Linked DNA regions of Homo sapiens: region 2 is linked to region 1. Evidence: chromatin contacts called from ENCODE Hi-C or POLR2A ChIA-PET data. All regions are on one chromosome and are shown on one strand. The core of a region is the stretch at or near the end of the contact, and the rest is flanking DNA. Distances in the headings are between cores, read along the strand shown.

The links. Hi-C counts contacts between places; a loop is a spot of excess contacts on that map. ChIA-PET counts read pairs that join two places held with the same protein, here RNA polymerase II (POLR2A). Pooled maps may share reads with other maps.
Region 2: a loop to region 1 is called in a map of naive thymus-derived CD4-positive, alpha-beta T cell, with 5 times the contacts of the local background. The contact joins the promoter of KLHL18 here to the promoter of ALS2CL in region 1. A Hi-C loop is called at or near these places in 1 of 168 maps with a recorded cell type or tissue (naive thymus-derived CD4-positive, alpha-beta T cell) and 7 of 50 pooled maps. POLR2A ChIA-PET finds 5 or more read pairs at or near these places in 2 of 52 experiments (WTC11 and activated T-cell).

The regions. Positions count from the first base shown.
Region 1 is chr3:46,691,013-46,698,703 of GRCh38, forward strand. It overlaps ALS2CL (ALS2 C-terminal like), which reads right to left and starts at 2,667. Exons shown (of 26, transcript NM_147129.5): 1 at 2,631-2,667. It also overlaps a transcript of TMIE not described here. RefSeq lists enhancers at 1,231-2,022, 3,604-4,393, 5,483-5,982 and silencers at 2,467-2,761, 2,492-2,741, 2,892-2,971.
Region 2 is chr3:47,278,695-47,286,385 of GRCh38, forward strand. It overlaps KLHL18 (kelch like family member 18), which reads left to right and starts at 4,250. Exons shown (of 10, transcript NM_025010.5): 1 at 4,250-4,400. The coding sequence starts at 4,272. KIF9 (kinesin family member 9) reads right to left here and starts at 4,105. Exons shown (of 21, transcript NM_182902.4): 1 at 3,801-4,105. RefSeq lists enhancers at 3,429-4,628, 3,844-4,233.

The DNA.
Region 1 (7,691 bases), core at 1,417-3,916:
GGCAGGAAGGGGAAGCCACCAGACACCCAGCTGCAGCTTCTGTGCTGCAGCTTCTTCTCCCTCTGTGGGCCCCTGAGGCAGACCCAGGCCCCCAGGACACAGGGGGCTCCAGGTCAGCTCAGGCAGACAAGGAAAGCCCAGCCAAGGGAATAGGGGTGCAGCCAGGCCCACCTAACTCTCACCCGTATCTCCCGAAACTGCTGGAATGGAAAGGCGCTTTGGGGGTGACCTTTTCACTCTCAGCTGGCAGTCAGCTGGGGTCTAAGCTAAGAGGTGAGGATATCCAAGCCTGGTTGGGAAGGTAGAAGAAAGGGTGAGGCTAGGATAGGAGATGCAGACTAGGAACCAGATCAGTGCACGTTGAAAAGATACTGCAGTAAATAACTCGCTGCTAGGAAGACTTGAACACCAACATCCCTACACTCTCCGGGGGGCCAGCACCATGACCCCAGCCGACACCATACCCTGGCAAGGAGCTCTCTGACCCTAGAGATAGCCTCTCCTCCTCAGGCTTCCTGTCCCTCGTCCCCACTGCCCAGTCTCAGCTGCTCCCCCAGGAGCAGCCCTCACCTGGCTGCTCAGCCCTGGACATGCTTCAACTTATCCACAGCCTTACTCCTCTCTGTACCTCAGCCACCCCTCTACGAAATGGGGGTTCAACCAGATCACAGCATTTTTTTCTTTTTATTTGTTTGTATTTCTTTCTATTCTTTTTTTTTTTTTTTTTTAGAGATGGGATCTCACTATGTTGACGAGGCTGGTCTCAAACTCCTAGCCTCAAGTGATCAACCCATCTTGGCCTCCCAAAGTGCTGGGATTACAGGCGTGAGCCACTGCGCCCAGCCAAAGAGGATCACAGCTTTTCAAACTACTTAAGTCTCCCCTCAAAAGGACAAACAGGTGGAAGGGGGCTTCTCTGGGTGTGGGGATCTGGTCCTTAGACTCCCCACCCCACAAAGCAGCCTATGACTCCGGGGGTGAGTCCTCCAGACTCAAGTTGGCAACTGTTAATCTGGGAGTCTTCCACATCTGTGGCCCCAAAGGGATCTATAACCCTGGGAAACTGAGTCACACCACCCAGAGGAACGGGCAGAAGTTAAGCATGGCTGGTGAGGCAGTGGGTTGGGGGAAGGCCGCAGTGGAAGCTGGGATTCTGGTTAGGTGACCCTGAGGGACCCAGCTCCCAGGCTAGGGAGTCTGGGGCTTCATCCTGGAAGTGATGAGGAGAGTGTAAGTGCAGGGGTGAGGCAGCGTGAATGTGCATGAGTGTGCACGTTTGCAGGGCAGGAGGAGGAGGTGCTGAACCTTAATATGAGGAGGATCCTGCAGGAGTACCCCCCTCCCCAACCCCTGTCCCATCCCTAACCTTCCCCCTTCCAGTCAAGGGCATAGCTTCCTCACCCTCTCCCTCCCTCCAGTTCAAAGGTTCCTTAGTGACAGGCTGTGCCTAATGTACAGATGGGGAAACTGAGGCCCAGGAACAATGGGAGGGTCCAGAGACCCTTGTGTAGAACTTGTGCAGGGCTCAGACCCAGACTTCTGGCTCCAGCCCACCAGGTTCACCTAGCTAGATGGCTCAGAGAGGGTGGGCAACTCACCTGAGGCACAGAGCAAGATCCTGACGGGCCCTGCCTCACAGCTGTCCTCAGGCAGCCCTGATGCTCACCACGGGGTGCGGTGGGGTGGGGCAGGGTGAGGACAGAACTGGCCAGTCACGGCGTGCCCAGGTGAGTCAGCGGCTGCCCCTGTGGCGCTCTAACCAGTAGCCAGACCTGGTCTCTCCTCTGCATTCCTGGCCTCTGTCCACGCTAGGTCCCTCCCGGGCAGGGTCACTGGGGCCTTCCCTGTCCTCTCCCAGGCCTGGCTCCTTAGGCCCCTGACACACCTTGTCGTGACACTCACTCACTCTGGTATTTCCTGGTCTGAACAGGCAGGGAAGTTCTGCCTGCTGTGGAGGCTTTTTCATGGGCTGCCGTGGCAGCCCCTTCGTTGTCTGGTGCCCAGTGGGGGAGAGTAGAGACACGCACTGCCCCAGGGAGGGGGCGCTGAACTGTCACACCTGATCCCTCAGTCTCATGCTCGCCTCTCCCCGCTGCACCCTTCCTCGGCCCCACCATGGCTACAAGCCTCTTGTCCTAGACAAGCACCCCTCCCTGCTGTCGCATATGTCCCAGCTTCCCTTCCTCTCCCTGCCCAGGCACACACTCAGTCGCTGGAGTTTCCCAGACCCGAGCTCCTGTTCCGGCCGCCAGGCATTTGCCATGCCGCTCCCATGCGAAAAGGCCACCTCCTGGAATCCCGGGTCGGGCCCTTCCGCCCTAACCAGCCGGCGTCACCTCCTCCTGGCAGTCTCTCCTGCTGGCTGGGGCCCCGTGGCCCTGCCACCACGGCTCAGGTCAGGCCCGGGGCGCTGCCCCGAACCCAAGCAGGCTAGCAGCCAGGCAGGGAGGACGACGCTGTGAGCGGGGTATCTTACGAGGGACTCGGACGGCCGGGGGATGACTGCCGCCGGGACCAAGGAGCTGGGCGGGGACCGCAGCAGCCGAGGAGGCGGGAGCCCCCACCTGGACGAGCTAAGCGTGGAGCGCAGACACCCGTCCGCAGACGCGCGCCCTTCGTCGCGCCCTTACCTGAGCGCTGTGGTTGCCCCGCGCCGGGACTGCCTGTGCGGCTCCTCGCTCGCACCCCCACCCTGCCCCCTGCCAGTCCCGCCCCCTGCCAGCCCCGCCCCCTTCGCCCAGCCCCGCCCCGCCCCGCCTCCGGGTGTTGCTCTGGAGTTGCGGGGGCCACGGGCGGGCCACCGAGGAGCTGGCGCGCGGTATTGATCCGTCCCGCCGCCCCAAGCCTCTCCTGAGGCCTCCCTCTGGCGTCCCCCGGGATCCGGAGGCCCCTGGGACCCGGCGCGGGGAGGAAAAGTGGGAGTCTTGACCCCTCCGCCCCCTACGCACCCACGCGCACACTCAGGCTCGCCTCTCGCGCCCCGCTTCCCCTGCAAGGCTCCGAGGCCGCCGTGCCACCACCTCGCCCCGCCAGTCAGTCGCTCTGCGAGCCTGTGGTGCAGCCCCGTGACCTCCCGGGTCTGCCCTGAGTCACAGAAGCCAGCACACGCGGAGCGCTGTGTGGGTTCGTGGAACTTGGAGCCTGTAGAGGGGTATACTGAGGCGCCCTGCGGCCCCCTGGGCTGGGTGTCCACGGCCGGCCGCCCCTCCTGTGCGACCTTGGGGAAGTCCCCTTTCCTCCCCACTCCTGAGTCTCAACAGGCCTAGTAGAGCATGAAGCCGGCCGCGTGTGCTTTGTGCGAAGGCCTGAGACCTTGGAAAGGGTGGCTGAAGACTTATCTGGGACAGACCCCCCGGGAGCGGGAGGGAACTTAGTTCAAACCTGTAACAAAGAAGCCCCCCGTCAGCAGCCTGATTCCCCCTCTGGCCACCAGGTTAGTCACCCATTGCTCTCAGTGGCACTCAGGTTCCAGTGAGGGGGAGGCTCAGGGTCCAAGGCGGCCGTGGAAGAGCAGAAAGGGTGGCCCACCAGCCCCCTACTCAGCCCCCTACTGAGGAGGTGGGAGGCATCCCCCAACCTGCCAGGCTGAAGAGACCCCCAGTGGAGGTAAGTAGGGGCCTGGGGCCTGCCAAGCTCATCCCCTGGCTCCCTTGGGTTGTTGCGAGGTGGGAGTTTACTGTCTGCCAAGCTGCACATCACCCCTTGGAGGGTTTCCAGCCTGGGACCCTTGTCTGAGTGACTGCAGGTCCCAGTGACCTCACCCTTTTGCCCCACATTGCTCTCCTCCTGGGTCCCAATCCTGCAGAGCCGCCCCTTCCTGCTTCTCCATCCCTCCCCACATTGCCAAAGCCCGCCCTAGCTCTGGCCTCCCCTTTTCCAGCCTTGTTTTCTTGCCCCCTTCTGCACCCCCTGCTGCCTGAGGGGCTCCACTCCCAAAGGCCTTGCTCCTCTGGTCCCTGCCTGCTAGAGGTGTTGCTGTGTTGGTGGGTGGGGGCTACCTCAAGGAGGCTTCTGGTGAGGTGTCCCTCTGGCCCTCTGGGAAAGCCTCCCCTCCCCATGCCCTCCACCCCCAGGCTCCGGACCTTGGCCCCCACTCCCCTTCACAGCCCTGTTGGCCTGCGGGACTGTCTGCTGGGGCACTTGGCTCCCTGAGTCTACAGCACAGCCTGGCAGAGCCACCGCCCCAGCAGGTGGAATGAACTGAGGCTTCAGGTTCTAAACAGGCCTCCAAGGTCTTCCCTGTGGGGATCCTTTGTGCCTGTGGGGCAGTGGGAGGTAGCGGTACATTCTGGAAGAGCTGGTATGGGGCCTTGTGCTGCTTTCCTCTTGCTGTGTGATCACAGGCAGTGTGTGGCCTCTCTGTAACGTAGTGCCCCTGCTGGTGAAATATCTTACCTGCGCCTCCTTCTCGGGGTTATGTGGGACTCTGAGAGGAGGGGTATGGTGGGTTCAAGGGGCTCCTTCAGGGATGAGCACGGTTTAGAGGATCTATGGGTCCCCTAGAGCATGGGTGTGGGCCACCAGGCATCCCTGGGGCTTAGGAGGGAGGCAAGGGCTGGAGAGTGGCCATGGCCTCAGGAGGAGCATATGGCCTCACCACTTGTGACGAACAGGGACAGGTGGGGCAAGGCCCCGAGCAGGACAGATCTGATCTTATGCTAGGTGTCTCTGGGCCTCACTTTCATCATCTGCACGTGCAGCTGAGGGAAGGCAGTGCTGCCTGGGCTCGAGCAGGAAGGGAAGGGCTCCCACGGCTTCCTCCCTAGAGCACAGACTTCCTGTTCAGCCACATCTAGGGGAATAGAAAGGCTGACTGAGCTCTGGGCAGCAGACCAGTCCTTCCCCCATTCCCTGGGTGACCTCATGGGCATTGCAAGCCCAGTTTTCCTATCTGCTAAATGGGGCAAGACCTGCCCAGCCTCTCTTACAGCTCATTCTTGGCTTGGGGCCAGGTAAGGCCTCTGGTAGTGCCCAAAGGACAGCCTCTGCTGAGTCCACCTGCCTTCAGTCCCCTGCAGCACAGCCAAGGGCCCCTAGCCAATCCCACCACAGATGTGTATACCCACCCACACCACTCCCACACCCGCTGCACACAGATACAATTCCACAGTCAGGGAATGGGTGGGTCCCTGTGCCACATGGACCCATCTACCATTGAACCCACTGGTAAGGACTCCAAGTTGCACAACTCTAGTGGCAGCCCTGGGTATGCGTGTGCAGATCATGTGCCCATCCACAGGGACACAGACCTGCACACTACTCCAGGGAACACACACGTATGTGAATGGCACCTGTGATTCTGGAGCCATTGAGACTCATACCCAGCCACACACAAAGCTGCATGCAGAATGCACATGCACTCCCATGTGCACCAGTGCCTTAGTACACAAAGCACATGCTCAAGCACACGCAGGTCTGACACAGGCCTGGCCCAGCCCCACAGCTATTCTGAGCTGAGCCTGGGGCTGATGAGGTCAGGGACAGCCAACTCCCAGCAGGCCCCAGCTGCTGTGGCACAGGCCTAGGCTGCCCAGCTCCCACCCCCACCCTAGGCTGAGTCCCTGGATCCTAGCCTAGCTTTGTGACTGGGGGTCCTCATTTCCTACCCCCAGCTCCCCCAGAGCTAAACTTTAAGCCCTGGGATTTCAGGCTCCAGGAGAGAACATTCCACAGGGTCCTCTGGCCACTACCCCCTGCCTTGCTCACAGCTTCCAGTTCAGAGGCCCTGGAGGCTGGACTGGGTCCCTACAGGAAACTCACAGGAGCTAAAATTAGTACAGGAGGGAGAAGCAGGGATCTGCAGACCAGCATTCACAGCACCATGTATGGAGGGGACACTGTCTTCCAGGGAGCAAGGGTGGGGGACTTGGAGTCCAGAGGTCCCCAACCCCAGATATGATGGGCCCAACTGATTTTGGGGTGCAGGGGGATGTGGAGGCCTCCTAAGAAGCAGAAACAGTACTGGACACTGAGCAGTGTCCTGGGTTGGAGGCAAAGGCTGAGGTGGAGGCCATAGTTCCTGTGTGACCTTAGGCAGGGCATAACCCCTCTATGAGCTTAAATTCCTCACTGAAAAGCCCTCAGAGATGTAAAGTCCCTCAAAGATGGGGGAAAAAAAAACCCATGTGGTGTTAGGTATTGATTTTCATCCTCGGCTACTGGCTCATAGCTCCCATTGCCCTTGTTACGGTCTTTGGCTATAATGTGTTGGGCCTCAGGGCAGGCCCCAGGAAACGGAATCTCTCTGACCTTCTCCTGCTCTGCTTTCACCTGCCCCAAGTCAGGACCCTAATTTTCCCACACCTTTCTGATTGCGAGTCTTAAGACCCTCCCCAGAGAGGGTCCTGCCCTATACTCTGGGAGGAAGGAATGCAGATGTCGTGAAGCCTCCATAAACCCCAAGAGGACAGGGTTCAGAGGGCTTCTGAATAGCTGAACGTGTGGAGGCTGGGTGGCATGCCCAGGAGGGCATGGAAGCTCCATACCCCTTCCTCCATATCTCGCCCTATGCATCTCTTCAGCTGTATCCTTCGTAATACCCTTTACAGTAAGCCAGTAAAAGTCAGTCAGTGCTTCCCTGAGTTCTGTGACCCACTCCAGCAAATTAAGCCCAAAGAGGAGGTTGTAGGAACCCCAGCGTGAAGCCAGTTGGTCAGAAGTTCCAGAGGCCAGACTGGCAACTGGTGTCTTGGGGCTGGGTGGGCAGTCTTGGGAACTGAGGCCTCAATCTGTGGGATCTGACACTATCTCCGGGTAGATCATGTCAGAATCGAATTGGAAGGCACTCAGTTGGTGTCTGCTGCTTGGCATTTAGGGAAAAAACCCACACATTTGATCACAGAAGACTTCTGTGTGGATGATTGTTGTTGTGTTGGTGTACGAGCAGAGGAAAAGATATAGTTTGAGAGAGTTTTCAAAACTACTTTAACTTTCAGGATGTTCGCCTTAACGTGGTGTTTAATACTGGAGAATTGGAAGCAATGGAAATGTCCAACAATAGGACAGAGATCCAACAAGGTTTTTTGTTTCTTTTGTTTTGTTTTGTTTTGTTTCTTTTTTTTGAGATGGAGTCTTGCTTTCGCCCAGGCTGGAGTGCAGTGGCGCCATCTCAGCTCACTGCAACCACCTCCTGGGTTCAAGCAATTCTCCTGCCTCAGCCTCCCGACTAGTTGGGACTACAGGCACGTGCTACCGGCTAATGTTTTGTATTTTTAGTAGAGATGGGGTTTCACTGTGTTAGCCAGGATGGTCTCGATCTCCTGACCTCATGATCCGCCCACCTGAGCCTCCCAAAGTGCTGGGATTACAGGTGTGAGCCACCGCACCTGGCCCTTGCTGAGTTTTTATACAGTGTAGTATCACACAGCCTTTAACAAGAATGATAATAATTATAATGACTAGCGTTTAATGAAGGCTTGTGATATGCTGGTGCATGATACTGAATTAAAAAAAAAAATAGAGATGGCGTCTTGCTATGTTGCCCAGGCTAGTCTTGAACTCCTGGGCTCAAATGATCCTCCTGCCTTGGTCTCCCAAAGGTGTGAGCCACTGCACCTGGCCCATGATCCTGAATTATATCTGTTTTACAGATGAGGGACTGAAGCTCAGAGGGGTTAAGTAGCCCACCTGAGGGTTCACAGCCGGCAGTATGCTCATGTCCCAGAAACCTTAGTGCAGTTTTAAGCTTTAAC
Region 2 (7,691 bases), core at 3,000-5,499, 590 kb after region 1:
GGTGCGGTGGCTCAGGCCTGTAATCCCAGCACTTTGGGAGGCCGAGGCAGGTGGATTACCTGAGGTCAGGAGTTCAAGACCAGCCTGGCCAACATGGTGAAATGCCATCTCTACTAAAAATACAAAAATTAGCTAGTTGTGGTGGCAGACGCCTGTAATCCCAGCTACTCAGAAGGCTGAGGCAGGAGAATCGCTTGAATCTGGGACGTGGAGGGTGCAGTGAGCTGAGATCGCGCCATTGCACTTCAGCCTGGGCGACAGAGAGGGACTCCATCTCCAAAAAATAAATAAATGAATAAATAAATAAAATAAATAAATTACCAAGCATGGTGGTGCATGCCTATAGTCCCAGCTACTCAGGAGGCTGAGGTGGGAGAATCACTTGAGCCTGGGGAAGCTGAGGCTGCAGTTAGCTTTGATCATACCACTGCACTCCAGCCTAGGTGACAGAGTGAGACCATATCTCAAAAAAAAAAAAAAAAAAAAAACTAACGTGGGCCAAGTGCGTTGGCTCTTGCCTGTAATCCCAGCACTTTGGGAGGCTGAGGATGGCAGATTACCTGAGGTTAGGAGTTCAAGACCAGCCTGGCCAACATGACGAAACCCTGTTTCCACTAAAAAAAAATACAAACATTAGCTGGGTGTAGTGGCAAGCGCCTGTAATCTCAGCTACTCAGGAGGCTGAGACAGGAGAATTGCTTGAATCTGGAGGGTGGAGGTTGCAGTGAGCCAATGTCATGCCACTGCACTCCAGCCTGGGTGACAGAGCAAGCTCAGTCTCAAAAAAAAAAAAAAATCAAAAAATCTAAGTAACTTTTAAGATGTTAACCATAAAAACCCCTCATGTATAACAGGGACTACTTTTAATTAGATTATCTTGCTTTTTTAAAAAGTACATTAAATAATGGTAATATTTTATTTTATTTTATTTTTTTTTTTTGAGGCAGAGTCTCGCTCTATCACCCAGGTTGGAGCGCAGTGGCGCCATCTCAGCTCACTGCAAGCTCCGCCCCCCAGGTTCACGCCATTCTCCTGCCTCAGCCTCCCGAGTAGCTGGGACTACAGGCGCCCGCCACCAAGCCCCGCTAATTTTTCTGTATTTTTAGTAGAGATGGGGTTTCACCGTGTTAGCCAGGATGGTCTCGATCTCCTGACCTCGTGATCTGCCCACCTCAGCGGATCATTTTATATAAAATTATCTAAGAGAGGTCCAATGGGTGTTACCTGACAAAAGTTATTCCAGATTTTATTTATTTATTATTTTTGAGACATTTATTTCAGACAGAGTCTCGATCTCTCTCTCAGGGTGGAGTGCACTGGTGTGATTTCAGCTCACTGCAGCCTGTCTCCCAGGCTCAAGCAATCCTCCCACCTCAACCTCAACCTCCAGAGTAGTGGTAGGACAGGTGTGTGTCACCACACCCGGCTAACGTTTTGCAATTTTGTAGAGATGGGGTTTCAACATGTTGCCCAGGCTGGTCTCAAACTCCTGGGTTCAAGCAATCCACCCACCTCAGCCTCACACTCAATTTCTAAAGCTTGGGGAACCGGGGAACCACTCTTCACATCCAAGGGCCCATTCTCCTGCCCAGGGAAATTCAGATGCCATCCAGGGTATGCTCCGAAAGGGACCATGAAGAAGCAGGGGAGCTCTGGGAGCAGGTGCCCAGGCCTCTCTCCCTGAAGCCCCTGCACAAGAGTAGCACAGGCCAGTTCAGAGCATCAACCTCAGCTGGGCATGGTGGCTCACGCCTGTAATCCCAGCCTTTGGGAGGCCAATGTGGGAGGATCGCTTGAGGCCAGGAATTAGGAACCAGCTTGGGTAACACAGCAAGACCTTGTCTCTACAAAAAATTTTAAAAATTTGCCAAGTGTGGTGGTGCACGCGTGTGGTCCCAATTTCCCAGGAGGCTGAGGCAGGAGGATCACTTGAGCAGTGATGGCACACCACTGCTCTCCAGCCTGGACAACAGCGTGAGACTGTCTCAACAAAACAAAACAAATAAGCAAAAGCATCACTCTCCCTCCAGAGCCTGGCCCTTCTCTGCCCTGCTATTTGCCAACATGCACATGCACACGCAGTCACCCCATGTATGCTTCCCAAGGCCCTCCCATGCTGACACCATGGCTCCAAGCAGGCCAGGAGCCATATCCACCTGCAATAAAGTCTTCCTTTGCACACCCGTCTTGTGAGCCTGCTACTCAGCAGCCCTTTAACACCCAAACATTTAGGGACCCCATGCCATCTTGCACTTACTGAAATACTGCTTGTTACCATTCTTACGTCGCTTCATTTGAGTGGGTTTCAGTTCCCAAAATTAAATTACAAGCTGCTTGAAGGCAAGGATTGTGCTTTTTATCTCTTTTGAATCCCCTCACAATGTCCAGGGCAGAGCCCAGCACAGAGTAGGTATTCAGGAAATGGCGGTGGTTGGTGATGGTAATGGCTGGAAGTCAGAGGGCAGCTGAATCTTCATATGTGGGTCTATCTTCAGTCACTACTGAGAGAGTCCCAAGGGGCATATGATGTCACTCCCCTTCCATGACAACTCCAACCAAAGCCCACAGCCCTTCCAGGAGGACACTTGGTTTCCAGGTGCAAAAATCCACATCCAGCACCTCACCACACGCTTTTTTTGTTTTTGTTTTTGTTTTTTGTTTATTTGTTTTTGTGACAGGGTCTCACTCTGTCACCTAGGCTGGAGTGCAGTGAAACAATCTCGGTTCACCGTAGCCTCCACATCCTGGGTTCAAGCGATCCTCCCACCTCAGCCCCGCAAGTAGCTAGGACTACAGGCGTGCACCACCACGCCCGGGTAATTTTTGTATTTTTCGTAGAGACAGGGTTTCGCCATGTTGCCCAGGCTGGTCTTGAACTCCTGAGCTCAAGCAATCCGCTCACCTCAGCCTCCCAAAGTGCTAGGATTACAGGCGTGAGCCACGGCGCCCGGCCCCCTCCCTTTCTCCCTCAGGACCTTGTGGGGAATGTCTCTCCTTGGGGAACCACCCTTTGATATTTCTGGTATAACAAAGCAAGTCTCTGAATGGCCACCAGGAGACTTCTGTGTTAAGGCGCTCGAGGTTTCCTCATTTGTCTTTAGTGGGAATGAACAGAATTGGCAACAAGCAGCCATGAAGACTAGACAAGAGGAAAGGGAGCGTTTGGTGGGGTGGAAGGCACCAGGTGGGTCCCTATCTTCCAGTGCTCCCGTCCAGATGAGGGGCTGTCATGGGGAACCCTCATAGCTACCCGTAGCGGCAGCACCAACACCCGAATCCAAAACACTGGGTCCAACTGCACCTGGCCTTGGCTGAACAAGACTAGGATGCAGGCAAAACTAGACTTTCTCCTTTTTCTCACCCAATGTGCCGGACCCCCGCGTGGAGCCTGGGCGGCAGTGGGCTTTGGACCCATTCCGGTCCCTCTCTGGAGAGGTTTCCTCACCTGTAACACGAAGGGCTCCGACTGGTGATCCCAAAGCCCCCTCTAGTTCGAAAACTGACTAGTACGGAAGAGTCCAGACGACCTCTGGCTCCCTGCCTCACGGCCTCTATGTCCTGGACGCGACGTGGGACCCCTTTGTGGGACCAATGAACATTAGCTCCGAAGACCGTAAGCCGCGGTCAGGTTGAAAGGACTCCCGCGACGTCGAGCCCTCCTTCGCCTGGGTTTCAGAGATGAGCGACCCAGCTGGGAACCCCCAGATAAAGCGGTTTTTGGACCCCAGCCACTTTCAGCAGTCCGGGCGCACACCCTTTTCCCGTCTCCCCACTCCCACCGGCGAGCAGCCCCTGCTCACCGTTCACCAGGCAGCGACGCTCCCGGGACGCGACTGCCGCAACCGAAACCACCTGCACTCCCCACGCGGGGCTGCCTGGCTGTGTACATAGTCGCCATGGCAACGGGTCGCTTCCGGGGATTCCGGAAGTGTCGGGGTGGCGGAAATGAAGTCCGAGGTCCTACGTCGAGGATACGGGTGAGGTCATGGCCGAATCGGGAAGACGAGAGATGGGGCCGATTGATCTAGAAAGACTTCGGCGGATGCACATGCGAAGTCAAGGTCGAGATAGCGAGGGAACGAAGGCCGCACATGAACCAGGAAGCGGAGTGGCGGGGCTTCCGGCGCCGAGGAGATTCAACTACGGCGGCCGCGGAGGCCCGTCCGATTGCTGCTCCGCGCTCCGAGCGGCTGTCGGCGTGCGCTATCGCCCCGCCCTGGTTAGTGTCTAGCCGGCCGGCGAGGCCTGCGCAGTTGCAGCGGCCGGGGAAGATGGTGGAGGACGGCGCGGAGGAGCTGGAGGATCTGGTGCACTTCTCCGTGTCTGAGTTGCCTAGTCGCGGCTACGGCGTCATGGAGGAGATCCGGCGGCAGGGCAAGCTGTGCGACGTGACCCTCAAGGTACCGCGGACTGGGCGGCAGCGGGCTGAGGGAAAAGGGGTCGAGCGGGGAGTAAAAAGGGGCGGGGGACAGAGAAAGAGAGGTCTAGCAGGGAGAGGGGTGGGGAGAAGAGGTGTGAGGGGGGCCGAGTAGTGGGGAGAGAGGTGCCGAGCAAAAGGGGATCGGGGCCGAGTGGGGAGAGGAAGAGGACAACCTTTCAGCCCTTGAAAGGAAAGGTTGAGAGGTGCGCCGCTTAGGCCCTTGGAGTGGGAGACACGGGTGACAGCCTCCTTTTTCTGTCATGCAGACAAGAGAAAATGGACTTACCTTCTATGGAGGCAGGGGCGGTGGCCGGCTCCACATGCTGATGGGCACCACTGAAGAACCTTCTCTTGTCACTACAGATATTTCTTTGTGCCTGTCGAACTTGGCTGTGCTGTTCTAGAAGAGAAGGCTTCTCCTTAGGAATCATTGCCCTTAATTGTTGAATTACTACTTTGTCTCTTAAGAGCTTTTAAAATCTTCTCTGGAAAATTTTTGAGGTGGGAAGCCACCCTGCCCCATACTGGAAGGCACCACTCACCACCACAAAGGTCCCCGGGGCTGGGCCTGCTGGCCGCGTGGGGAGAGGGATGCTGACTGATATTAAGAGGGAAAGATATCTTAACCACCTGTTCCCCACCAGCATTCTGGTCGCTAGAGCCAGCCTCCCTCCTGTGCCTGGGTCTTTTCATGAGGAAGAGGCATGCTGTGCTGCTGCCTGGCCAAGCCACCGAACCATGTGGAGACGTCCGGTTGGGGAGATGATCAGTGGGGCTCCCTGTTGGGCTTTAGCTGGAAAGCTCTCAGCATCTGTGCGTGATCCCTGTTTAAAAAACAAACAGGGCAGGCATGGTGGCTCACACCTGTAATCCCAGCACTTTGAGAGGCGAGAGGATCACTTGAGTGGGGGAATTGGAGACCAGCCTGGGCTATGTAGGGAGACCCTGTCTCTACAAATAATAAAAAATTGTCTGGGCATGGTAGCCTGTGCCCGTAGTCCCAGCTACTCAGGAGGGTGAGGTGGGAGGATCGCTTGAGCCTAGGAGGTCAAGCCTGCAGTGAGTTGTAATCACACCACTGCACTCCAGCCTGGGCAACACAGCAAGATCCTATTTCTCCTATTTCTCTCTGTCTCTCTCACACACACACACACACACAAATAAATAAATAAAAGAAAAAATAAAACTATGCAGAGATTCTTTTGCTCTTCTTTTCTTTTTTCTTTTTTTTTTTTTTTTTGAGACGGAGTCTCGTTCTGTTGCCCAGGCTGGAGTGCAGTGGCGCTATCTTGGCTCACTGAAACTCTCTCTCCTGGGTTCAAGCGATTCTCCTGCCTCAGCCTCCCCAGCAGCTGGGACTACAGGCGCGCACCACTACCCCTGGCTAATTTTTTCTATTTTTAGTAGAGACAGGGTTTCACCATGTTGCTCAGGCTGGTCTCGAACTCCTGAGCTTCAGCAGTCTGCCTGTCTCGGCCTCCCAAAGTGCTAGAATTACACGCGTGAGTCACCGCGCCCAGCCTGCTCTTCTTATTTTCTACATGGTTAAGGAAACTTTTCTTCTGCAACATAGTTGAGTCAGACCTCTGGAGATGGTAGAGTAGGATGGTTGAGTATGGCTTTGAAAGCAGAAGGATTTGGATTAAAATCCTAGTTGTAACCTTGAGCAAGTTACTTAATCTCTGTAAGCCTCGGTTTTTTTGCTTTTATTTTTATTTTTTTGAGACAGAGTCTCGCTGTGTGGCACAGGCTGGAGTGCAGTGGCATGATCTTGGCTCACTGCAACCTCCACCTCCTGGCTTCAAGCCAGTCTCCTGCCTTAGCCTCCCAAGTAGCTGGGACTACAGGCGCCCGCCACCACGCCCGGCTAATTTTTGTGTGTGTTTTTAGTAGAGACAGGGTTTCACTACGTTAGCCAGACTGCTCCTGACCTCGTGATCCGCCCACCTCAGCCTCCCAAAGTGCTGGGATTACAGGCGTGAGCCACCAAGCCCGGCCCTTTTCATCATTCTAAACCCCTCCTGAAGGAGGTTGTTTTTCCAGGAGAGGAGTGAAGTGATCTGAGAAGGCGTGAGATCTTCTCATATGGGAAAGAGGAACCAAGAGAATTGAGAAAAAATGAGCTAGACTAAAGGAAGCAGAGGAAGTAAAAGTAAATTAGAAGTTTTTGTCCACAGTGATTACATGGTAGAAGATGTTAAGGCCACTAGAAACTTGTAAGCAGAAAAATGATCCGGTTTTGGCAGCAACACTTGGTGTAAATAGAGACTAGTGAAAAGCAGTAATAGGTGTGAATTTCTAGATTAAAATTTAGGCTGTAGGCTGGGCACCGTGGCTCACGCCTATTATCCCAGCACTTTGGAAGGCCAAGGCGAGTGGATCGCTTGAACCCAGGAGTTTGAGACCAGCCTGGGCAACATGGCAAAACCCCGTCTCTATTGGGGAAAAAAAAAAAAAGATTTAGGCTGTAAGGGTGAACCAGGGGAATCTTACAAGACACAGGGAATCAAAAAGGGCGTGGCAGCGTGGGATGGTCACAGATACTTCTACATAAAGTATTAATAGTACATTTAATGCAGATACTGAATATGGTAATCTTTTAGCAGAATATTGCTTGTTCATTCAAAGGGACAAGTAAATTATCAGACATGGCTGGGTGCAGTGGCTCACGCCTGTAATCCCAGCACTTTGGGAGGCCGAGGCAGGTGGATTGCATTGAACTCAGGAGTTTGAGACCAGCTTGGGCAACGTGGTGAAACCCCATCTCTACAAAAAATTAGCTGTAGTGGTGTGTACCTTTAGTCTTTCTTAGCTGCTCAGGAGGCTGAGGTGGGAGGATCACTTGAGCCTGGGAGGCAGAGGCTGCAGTGAGCCGAGATCGTGCCACTGCACTCCAGCCTGGGCAACAGAGTAAGACCCTGTCTCAAAAAAAAAAAAAAAGAATCAGACGTAGTTTCAACTGAGACGGTCAGCCCGAATTGCTGTGTTAGCTTCAGGGATCTAGAACATAAGGACCAGTATATTTATTTTTTTCTCTCTTTAATAAAAAGCCTTCAGTGGGAAGGACTAGTATAAACGCATGGGCTAGAGCTGGACGGGACTGTAGAGAGCATTTACTTCACTGATTTTGAAAACTTTATTGTAGAGCCCAAGGAGTAGCTCTGTAGCAATATAATGGTGGGACCGGGGAAAGAGCATGCAAACCAGGCTCTGCACATTTCACTACTTGCCACCAGAGCTGTCCTGGGAAATCTATTTTGTCTCTCTTTCT